Linked DNA regions of Homo sapiens: region 2 is linked to region 1. Evidence: read pairs that join two places in POLR2A ChIA-PET (ENCODE). Cell type or tissue: PC-9. All regions are shown on one strand. Each heading gives the region's core, and the rest is flanking DNA. Links, peaks and the distances in the headings are about the cores only. Region 1 overlaps GALNT6 (polypeptide N-acetylgalactosaminyltransferase 6). Region 2 overlaps KRT5 (keratin 5).

What was found. ChIA-PET counts read pairs that join two places held together with the same protein. Peaks named below come from ENCODE experiments on the same cell type or tissue, not always from the same donor. Only the 100,000 strongest peaks of a DNase experiment are listed, where the experiment ranks them.
Region 2: POLR2A ChIA-PET joins it to region 1 with 6 read pairs; 2 of 35 experiments call an interaction of 5 or more read pairs at or near these places.

What each region holds. Positions count from the first base shown.
Region 1 is chr12:51,374,998-51,380,368 of GRCh38, forward strand. It overlaps GALNT6 (polypeptide N-acetylgalactosaminyltransferase 6), which reads right to left. Exons shown (of 12, transcript NM_007210.4): 3 at 4,294-4,887; 4 at 2,198-2,370. The coding sequence starts at 4,784. Among named protein-coding and RNA genes, the nearest start is that of GALNT6, 14 kb to the right of the region's middle. RefSeq lists enhancers at 4,256-4,757, 4,758-5,257. In PC-9, for the core only: no CTCF peak of the experiment used is centred there; no DNase peak of the experiment used is centred there.
Region 2 is chr12:52,513,285-52,518,655 of GRCh38, forward strand. It overlaps KRT5 (keratin 5), which reads right to left. Exons shown (of 9, transcript NM_000424.4): 3 at 4,819-4,879; 4 at 4,613-4,708; 5 at 4,306-4,470; 6 at 3,823-3,948; 7 at 3,353-3,573; 8 at 2,514-2,548; 9 at 1,291-1,956. The coding sequence ends at 1,658. Among named protein-coding and RNA genes, the nearest start is that of KRT5, 4.4 kb to the right of the region's middle. RefSeq lists enhancers at 2,789-3,988, 4,998-5,371. In PC-9, for the core only: no CTCF peak of the experiment used is centred there; DNase peaks (open chromatin) are centred at 707 and 3,277; H3K4me3 peaks cover 192 bases.

The DNA of each region.
Region 1 (5,371 bases), core at 73-5,072:
TCCCGAGTAGCTGGGACTACAGGCACATGCCGTCATGCCAGGCTAATTTTTGTAATTTTTATAGAAAAAAGGTCTTGACATGTTGCCCAGGCTGTCTTGAACTCCTGGGCTCAAGTGATCCACCCGCCTCGGCCTCCCTAAGTGCTGGGATTACAGGGGTGAGCCACTGTCCCTGGCCAATTTAACATCTTTTAAGTCTCATTTCCTAAACAAACCTAAGCTTCAGCCACACCAGATCTCTTTAACAAACACATTCATGTCTTTAGGACTGTGCTTATGCCATTCTCTTGTGGGAATGCCCTTCATCCACTCTTCTCTCTTAGACACTCATCCTTTAAGGCCCAGCTCCAATCTGGCTTCCACTGCAGACCAGCCCTAGCCACGCCAGGCAGAAATGGCACCTCCTGGCTACATACTCCATGGTGCATTGTTCTCGTACCATGAATAAAATGGAATGCATGCTTGTGACACTCTTACTTGATGCCAGCCACTCTGTGGCACATGAATCTCATTTATGACCTATCTCATATCCCTCACCCACCATGTAAGGGACTCAACTGCTCTTTTTTTTTTTTTTTGAGATGGAGTCTCACTCTGTAGCCCAGGCTGGAGTGCAGTAACATGATCTCGGCTCACTGCAACCTCCGCCTCCTGGGTTCAAGCGATTCTCCTGCCTCAGCCTCCCGAGTAGTTGGGACTACAGGCATGCTCTGCCACGCCTGGCTAATTTTTGTATTTTTAGTAGATACGGGGTTTCACCATATTGGCCGGGCTGTCTCGAACTCCTGACCTTAAGCAATCTGCCTGCCTCGGCCTCCCAGAGTGCTAGGATTACAGGCGTGAGCCACCACGCCCAGTCCTTTTTTTTGTTTTGTTTTTTTGAGAAGGAGTCTCACTCTGTCTCTCAGGCAGAAAAGCAGTGGTGCCATCTTGGCTCACTGCAGCCTACGCCTCCCGGGTTCAGGTGATTCTTGTGCCTCAGCCTCCCGAGCAGCTGGGACTACAAGCGCGCACCACCACACCTGGCTAATTATTTTTTGTATTTTGGGTAGAGATGGGGTTTCACCATGTTGGCCAGGCTGGTCTCAAACTCCTGACCTCAAGTGATCTGTCCGCTTCAGCCTCCCAAAGTGCTGAAATTACAGGCTTGAGCCACTGTGCCCGGTCTGCCCCCATTTTTTGAAGAGGAAACAGGTTCAGGGAGGCCAAATGCTTGTCCAAGGTCACAGAGCTAGGAAGGGTCAGAGCTGGGATTTGAATTCCTAGGTGTTGGACTCTGCAGTCCATGCCCTTTCACACCTGTTACAGGTGCATCACTGCCACAGCACTGTGGCTAGTGTTGTAAGAGGCTTCTGGCCGGGCACGGTGGCTCATGCCTGTAATCCCAGCACTTTGGGAGGCTGGAGCAGGCAGATTACCTGAGTTCGGGAGTTCGAGACCAACCTGACCAACATGGAGAAACCCCATCTCTATTAAAAATACAAAATTAGCTGGGTGTGGTGGCACATGCCTGTAATCCCAGCTACTAGGGAGGCTGAGGCAGGAGAATCGCTTGAACCTGGGAGGCGGAGGTTGTGGTGAGCTGAGATCACACCATTGTACTCCAGCCTGGGCAACAAGAGCGAAACTCCATCTCAAAAAAAAAAAAAAAAAAAAGGCTTCTGACCTATGGGGGTTTTTAGTATTTTCAGGGCAGGGTCTGTCTCCTTTGTCATGGCATCCCCTCTGCCTGGGTCAGAGCCAGGCACACAGTACTCAGTAGATGTTTGTGGAATTGAAGGCTGGAAGTTTGGTGAGCAACCCCACTTACCTATCAACAGCTATGGCAAAAAGGGCTGGTTGGGGAGTCTTCAAGAGCAGAAGAGTGGCCCAGCGGGTAGGAAACAGAGGTGAAGGCCTGTCCCTACCCTCTGCCCTGTCTCTCCCAGCATTTCTGAGTTAGGGTTGGCCTTGGCAGCGTTCAGGGAGTCTTGAAGCCAGAGCTGAAAAGCTCTTGGAGCTCTTTGGCTGAGGTGTGAAGGAAGCATGGTCTACCTGCCCCTACCTGACTTCTTCCTGCTCCTGGCCTTTAAGATGAGCTGTGATGTCAGGCAACAGGCTCATGAGGTGGTGCCTGCTCCCTTGAAAGGAACTGCCCTCCTCCTTTGAGTGCCCAGGGGAGACCCCGGCCCCCTCCTCTGGGCCCCTCCAGCCTCACCCTCTGTGCTGGCATCATCCACCAGTATGATCTCCTTGAGCAAGATGGCAGGGGTGGTGTGTAGGACGCTGTACACTGTTCGCAGCAGTGTGGACCAGGCTTCGTTGTGGAACACAATGATCACGCTGGTGGTGGCCAGTGGGGGGCAGCGCCGGAACTTCTGGTCCACACACCTGGAAGTATGAAAGTACGGACAAAGTTCTCCTGGTCCCTGGGAGTACCAGGTGTGGGGAGGGCCCCATCCAGAGACTCCCCCAGACCATCCTCCACTCCTCTGAACCACAGCCTACATTCTCTATAGCAGGTGGGAACAGCTGTTCCCTGTTCCTGTCTTCCCCGGTATCTGCCACCCACCCTGAGCCTTTGCACAGGTTCTAGCCAAACCACTCCAAAATCCATCCCCACAGAGCTGGCTCAGTGCCCCAGCTGTGATGCTGAGGCTCCTCCACCCCCTTCCTTCATCTGCTATCTGCTCTCAGGCTAGGAGTTCCCAGGGCTGGCTCTCTTCCTCCGTAATATGTGAACTGCATAAAATGTAATCCAATCCAGAGGTCCCAGAGGGGTAGGTAATAAAGGCCAAATTTGACATCTGAGAAAAGTGACTATGATTTCCATACTCAATGAGAAGAAAAGGCTCTTCCCTTTACAGCGTACAGTTCCTCTCTAATCCATTTTCTCATTAACTCCCTGTGATTTGACACCACTATCACAGTCAATTTCCTGCAACCTTTCTTCCAACTTCATCCACTCCAGCTACTCTGTGGCACTTGGCCATGCTGCTACCTTCTTGACACTCTATCTCAGGGTTGGGGTGGGAATGTGTGAATCCTGGATCTCAAGGAATCATGTGACCTCACACCCTTTCCTTGACCTCCTCTGCTGGTCAGAGGATTTCTTGGGGACCCTCCAGAGAGATTCCCTGTCTTCCTCCTCTGGCTGCTGTCACACCCAGTGCTCTTCTCTCTGTCTGTTTTTTTTGAGACAGAGTCTTGCTCTGTCACTCAGGCTGGAGTGCAGTGGTATGATCTTAGCTCCCTGCAACCTCCACCTCCCAGGTTCAAGCGATTCTTGTCCTTCAGCCTTCTGAGTAGCTGGGATTACAGGCACCCACTACCATGCCGGGCTAATTTTTTTGTATTTTTAGTAGAGACAGGCTTTCACCATGTTGGCCAGGCTGGTCTTGAACTCCTGGCCTCAAGAGATCCACCCACCTCAGCCTTCCATAGTGCTGGGATTATAGGCATGAGCCACTGTGCCTGGCCCCAGTGCCCTTCTCTGCTGAGGAATTCCTGATAGCTTCAAGTGGCCCCTTGTTCTAGGGCTATCATACTTGGCTCAAGTCTCAAGAACCTCAGGTTCACAGCCCTAAAGACTCACGAAATCTGGGGATGAGGGCTGCCATTTGAGAAAAGGCCAAATAGGGTATAACACTTGACCTGGAAAAGACAAAGGCTAAGTGGGGAAGACACACTGTCTTTAACTTGAGGATCATGGGAATGCAGCCATGGGGGCGTTAGAGGGAGGGGGCTGCCACTCAAAGATCTAAGTGAGATCTCATTGTGCAAGATTGAGGCTATAAACAACTTCAGATAAAGGTTGGAATCAATTCCGGCCTTGTGGGCCTTCACTGGAGGAAACCAGGTGTGAGGATATTCCTAACCACCAGGGTTGCTGTTAAGAAATGCCCACCCCCCCCCCAAACAGCTCAGCATTAGAGTCCCACAGTCTCTGGAGCAGGCCTCAGTAGAGGAGAAAGCTACTGAAACCACAGCTTGGTATCAGGTCTCCCCAGTCACCCCGTGCCAGGTCCTGGTGCCAGGCTGAGTTCCTTCTTCCACATCATCTCACTTTCATAATTGCATTTCACTCTCACAGGTCTCCCTGGGCCTCTGGCCTGACCATAATACCCTTGAATCACAACCCCTGGGATCAGCACAGTTGTTCTGGGAAAGAAGTGAGGCATAGAGGAGATCCTTGCCCATATTATAAAATTCCCTTCAACTCTTTCTCTGGCCCTTGATCTATGGCCCTGGCCATACTAGCCATGCCTTTAGCAAAGCCCTGGTCTCCCCACAAGGACTCTGGGTGCTACTTACTCAGGTGGTCGGGTGTCTGGCCCCAGGGACCTCTGCAGGGAGATCCGGTCGCTGGCAAAGGCATTGAAACAGTGCTTCTTATAGCCTTCTTCCTTTTCCTGGGTCTCCAGGGGGGTCCACTTGCTCTTCTGAAATGCTTTTCCATCTGCCCCAGGGGCATTGGGGTCCTGTGGTGGCCGTTCCCAGAAGGGCTTCAGTTCAGCTGGGGTATAGAACCCAGGGAGGCAGGACTGGTTTATGGAGAACAGAGTCTGCTGGGCTTCTGGAGCCCTGATTTGGAGCTTGGGCATTGAATCTCTAAGGTTGTTCATGGCCTCCAGCATGAGGTCCAGGACGTGATCCTTCCGGCTCACCAGGGACTTCAGCCACGGCTTCTCTGTGGCCTCCTCTCTGCTGCTCACATCCCTATGCAGGAGGAAGAGGAAGAGCACAAAGGCGCAGCCCACCATGGCCAGGCGCAGGGGCATGTGGCGTCTGCGGAGGAGCCTCATCCTCCAGAACCAAGGGGCACCCCAGCTGCGTCAGCTCTGAGTCCTGAGCCCAACCCTGGAGATAGCTTGATACGTTGTGGTGGCCACAAGCTGGGGCCTCAGCCTGAGAAAGGAGGGGACAAGAGAGAGAAGTGAGCCAACACAGGGTAAGGAGGGAGTCGGGTGCTTGGGGTTCGAGGCCAGGCTCTGTTGCTGAGTGGTGGCATCACCTTATTGGCCACAACTTTCCCATATCTACATTTCCTTCATCCATAAAATGAGGAGACCGGAGGCAGTGTTTCTTTCCTGCCCTAAGATCCTAATATGCATGGATCTAGAGTCACTGGAACACTGAAACACTACATGAGATTTAATCATTAAACTCATGAGATTTAATCATTATGGCTTTGGGAAACAACTTGGTATTATCAAGAAAAATTTGAAATGAACACAGCCTGAGCCAGCAATTCCACTCCTCATTTTATATCCCAGACAAACTCTGGTAGATGCAAACCAAGAGGTATGTACAAGAACATTTAAGCCAACACTGACTTAAATGGCAACAAACTGGTAAAACCTTTAAGTCCACTAGCAGAATGAATAAATAA
Region 2 (5,371 bases), core at 288-5,287, 1.1 Mb after region 1:
AATAGAGAACAAACAGGCATGCCTCACTTTAATTAGCAGAACTACTGACTTGCTTAAATTTCCCACGATCATAGCATCCTCTAACGTTTCCCACAATGGGCATGGACAGTCTAACCCAATAAGTCATAAATTAAAATTAAATCAAGTCCTTGGCATTTATAAATTGGTTTGGCAAAATGGGACACCATGGGCCTCCCCAAGCCCTAGTTAAAATAGTTAATATGCCCCAGTGTAAATTAAAACAGGACCTTTAAGGAGTGAAGCCCATTAAACAGGATCTATTTAGAGAAGGGTTGTTTATATCCATTATTTTTCCATCAACAACCTAATTTGGCCTATTTTTAAACTTGGGAAAAATGAATGGTGCCTCACAGTGGATTACCACAACCATAATGTCATGGTCATGCCTACTAAGGCTCCATACCCAATATTACTGAAATTATTGACTTATCCAATTGGCAGCTGGTAGATATTTCCTTCTTATGGATTTGGCTGTCAAATATTCTGTTGAATGCCCGTTGCAACAGCTTCTCAGTCACAACTCGCTTCACCACCAAGGCGGCATGACACAGCTTTCCCAGATACTCAGGGATTGCCTCAGCAGCCCTGCCATGACATGCAATTTTTGCAGTCAAGCTCTTAAATGCATCTGACTTTCTCCAGGAGTACAGATATGATTTACATTGCTGAATCCTCCTCCAAAGAGATGCATTTGATACACGCGTTCAGGACATATAGATACCAAGGAGCTCAGAAAAAAAGGGTTTGCCGTTGTCCCACAGGTCATGCAAAGTCCTGCCACATTAAATTTCAGAAATTATTTGGTAAACCAAGAGCTACTCCATCCCTGACACTGTCAAAAAATAGCTATTGAGCATCTTAGCGCCCACAATATTACAATAGGACCAACATCTTTTAGGTCTTTTGAGGTCCTGAAGGCAACATATTCTTCATTTACAAACTTTACTTAAGCCCAAATATGCTGCTACTTGCAAATCATCTCACCTTGCATAGGGCCCTCTTTAACAAAAGGCTCTAAAATCTGTCTAAATTGTAGTACAATGCACATGCCCGTTAATGCCCTCCAGAGACTCCTTCATTGCAGAGACTTTATAATCTCTGTGCTTCTTGGAGTCTCTGGGCCACCCCCAATAGCCACTTTCCCTTAAATGTTATCCCATTCTCCCTGTGAATCATCAAAAGAACCAATCACATCTGGGTAGACTGACCCTCATGGTATCTCTAGGCTGATTGTAAACCTAGAAAAAAAAAACAATTCTGCACACCAGCTTATATTATAAAAGCATTTTATTGAACACATTCTGGAGGTAGTTAGAACCAAAACAAAATTTGGGATTGGGGTGGGGATTCTGTTTTGATGATTTAGATTTGGGAAAACTTTGGGTTCTCGTGTCAGCAGGGGCCATGCTGTGGGAAACCTGAAGGCTGATTTGAAGCAGAATATAGAACTGCGGCACGGGAGACCAGGGGCTGGGAATGGGGCTCTCCTGGGAACCAAAGAATGTGGTTCTGCAATTGGCTTGGTCTAGACTACTCTCCAGAAAAGGATAAAACATGGCTTGAGCAACTGCCTAGAAGAGGCAATCTCCATGGGCTGGGTTGCTGCACTTGGAAGGCAGTGACTTGCAGCAGGTTCTTAGCTCTTGAAGCTCTTCCGGGAGGAGGAGGTGGTGGAGACAAATTTGACGCTGGAGCTGCTACCCCCGCCACTGCCAAAGCCCACCCCCAGCCCTCGGCCACTGCTTGCACTGAAGCCAGAGCCCCCCACACTGAGCCCACCACCTAGGCCGACACCCCCACTGCTGCTGGAGTAGTAGCTTCCACTGCTACCTCCGGCAAGACCTCCACCGAGGCCGCCGCCAAGACCTCCACCGAGGCCACCGCCATAGCCACTGCCACTGCCATATCCAGAGGAAACACTGCTTGTGACAACAGCTGCAGGGAAAGGAGGGAGGACTCAGTGAGACCATCTGCCAGGCTGATCCTGCATGGCCCATTTATTTGATCTGCTGGTGTTGGAGCACTCTACTGGACCCCCTTTACAGAGTAGCAAACAAGGCCCGGAAGAACTGTCATTTAATTAAGGTCCCTAAAAAAGTGGGTGAGTGTAAGAGGCAAGGTGCTAGGTACTGAGAGGAGCTAGGTACTGAGGGGAGCTAGGTACTACAGGGAGCTAGGTACTGAGGGGAGCTAGGTACTGAGGGGAGGAGCTAGGTACTGGGGGGAGCTAGGTACTAGGGACAAGGCAGGGGACAGGGTCCAAGAAGCATAGGATGCATGGCTTACCCTTTAAGAGATGAGACATAAGCCACATTGCTTCCTGTCCCAATCTGTCCTTCCCCTCCACCACCCACAACTTACTAAGTGTATTATTATAAATAACCATATGCTGGGATGGGAAAAGTTTGGATCTAGAAACAGCAGAATTCTGAGTTGGCACTAAATATATCCCATATTATTGTCGTTGTTAATGTCTGTTCAAAGCTACTTACAGATGTTGACTGGTCCAACTCCTTCTCCACTGAGTCTGAAAGGGGAAAAATTGAATTAAGGGTTAACAGCTCCCAAAAAGACAGCATTAGTCTATGTGGCTAACTCCCATCCTCATGATTCGAGTTCATTCCATAAGCCAGGAGTCTGTACACCCAAAAGCTGCTTAAGTTAAAGGAAGGGAGAACTCTCCAGAGGGATTTTCCAATGAAGAGGGATTGACCTAGAAACAAGTTGTTAGGAAAGAATTATAATTCACATTCTTCTCCACCCACTATGGGGAAAGTATAAGAGATTTGGAAAATGTGATTATGTCGAAAGCAGTTTTTGCCTTGTAGGAGTTACATTCTGTGAGAGAACTTGGCACGGACAGAAATTCCTCCAACAGAAAGTAGGCAATGGGCAATGTCAGAGGTTGAAGCAAACAGTAGTTTGACAATCCAAAGGTAGCTGAGTTTAACTCAGCTGGAGTAAACATGAAAGCCTTCCTGAAGGAAGGGGTACTGGAGGACAAGGGTGGATGGAGGTGGGCATGACATGGATATTGAGGTTGAGCAAAGGACGTGAGCAAAAGCAGAAAAGGCACAAGTGTCAAGAAGATTGCTGAGTTGCTCAGGTGCTTGGAGGACAGCCAGTGCCCAGGAACACCGGTGGGGGAAAAGAGACCAGAAAAGTGAGTTGAGGTCAGCTATATGGCCATGAGTCAGACTGAAATAGTGTTGATGATGTGTCATTATCACGCACAAGTCACTGATCTCATGTATGTGTGTTGTACACCCCACAGTAGAGCAGCTTCGCTTTATCAGCTGAAGGCCATCTTGAGTTCATGCTGTCTACTCACCTGCATTCCTCGCCCTCCAGCAGCTTGCGGTAAGTGGCGATCTCCACGTCCAGGGCCAGCTTGGTGTTCATGAGCTCCTGGTACTCACGCAGCAGCCGGGCCATGTCCTGCTTGGCCTTCTGCAGGGCCTCCTCCAGCTCGGCCAGCTTGTTCCTGGCATCCTTGAGGGCCAGCTCCCCACGCTGCTCGGCATCCGCAATGGCGTTCTGCAGATTGGCGCACTACAGATAGAAAGGAGGAGAGTGGGGTTGCTTGGGACCTGAGGTGTCTCCTTCTGAGTTTCTGGGTCAGACAAACCAAACTATCATGAATCCCAGAGAGAAACCAGTACATCGTGGGTGGCAGGACACTGAAACACTGGTACTGGATCTAGCTGCGTGTGTTTAGCAAAAGTAAAACAAAATAAAACAAAGTAGGTGTTTCTTTTAGAACTCAGGCCCCTTCCTTGCCCTCTTTCAATCTCACCCTACCTGTTTCTTGACATTGTCAATCTCGGCTCTCAGCCTCTGGATCATCCGGTTCATCTCAGAGATCTCATGCTTGGTGTTGCGGAGGTCATCGCCATGCCGGCCAGCTGTCTGCTGCAGCTCCTCATACTGATGCAGCCAGGAAAGAGGAAAGATTCTGTTTATATGAGAATGGGAAGAACTTTCCCAAAGTTCACAGGCAGTGAGTACTAAGTGGTGGCAAATAGTGTGGGGCTGGTTCAGGCTTTTCCAAGGCTGAGCTAGTCTAGTGCCTTTGCTCTCCTGGAGACACTGGTGTGAGATTCAGAGTGAGATTATTTCTCAGGTCCTTGGGTTTAGATGGAAATTGTCTACACAGCCATTCCTATAAAGCATCCCAATGGGCTTCAGCAGGTTCCAGGAGCCCCATTCTTAGTGTCGTCATGGCCTAGAATCCTAGACATGGGTGTGTCCCCTCACTCAGGAGACAGTCATCAGAGCACCCACCTTGGTCTGATACCAGGACTCGGCTTCTGTCCGGCTGCGGTTGGCAATCTCCTCATACTGGGCCTTGACCTCAGCGATGATGCTATCCAGGTCCAGGTTGCGGTTGTTGTCCATGGAGAGGACCACTGAGGTGTCAGAGACATGCGTCTGCATCTGGGACAGCTCCTGCAGGGAGATTTGGAGTCGGTCATCTGGTTCTGTGTTGTGTTATTTAATGTCAGTTCCATTCAAATCTTTCACTCATTGTGATATGACAACTTGAGGAAAAAAAACCCACCCATGTGAAAAATTTAGATAAGTTTCTTACCGCATCAAAGAACATCTTCATGAAGTTAATCTCATCCATCAGTGCATCAACCTTGGCCTCCAGCTCCACCTTGTTCATGTAGGCAGCATCTACATCCTGGGGAAACAGGGATGATTGGCACTGCACACACCGTCACCCTACTCAAGTGAGCTCCACGCTTAGAGAGCATAGCTGCAGGCTGCTGGTTCTCTCCCACCCACACGCACCTTCTTCAGCATCACAAACTCATTCTCAGCAGTGGTACGCTTGTTGATTTCATCCTCATACCTGGTGGTGAAAGGGATGGGAAGTGTTTGTCAGAGGATGAGCAACAGGTAAGGGGTCTTTATTATGCAGTCAACTGTAAGCCTACTTTTGCAGTGGGAAGGGGCTTCTCCTCATAGGCAGAGAGGGAGGGGACACTGGTAGCATGAACCTCTGGCCAAGGTCCCTCCCCATTTAAATACTGCTTTCTCTGTAACTGCCTACCATATAATAATTCTATTATTGCTCTAATTCAGTTGTTTCAAGCAGATTCCTGCAGAAAAGCTGTGCTGTTTCTCCCCAACTGCATTACCTAGTCAATTTCTCTAGTGTTCTTTTTTGAGCTTTCAGAGGCTTTAAAAAAAAAAAGAAAAGAAACAAAATTAAATCTAGCATCCTAGTTGCTGGTTCATAAGACTAAAGAAATTACTTGAGCCACCAAGCTGGGTTATGTCACCAGCTCCTGCTTTGAGACAAATCTATCCAAAGGCCCATGTACCGGGGAGGAAAGTCCCA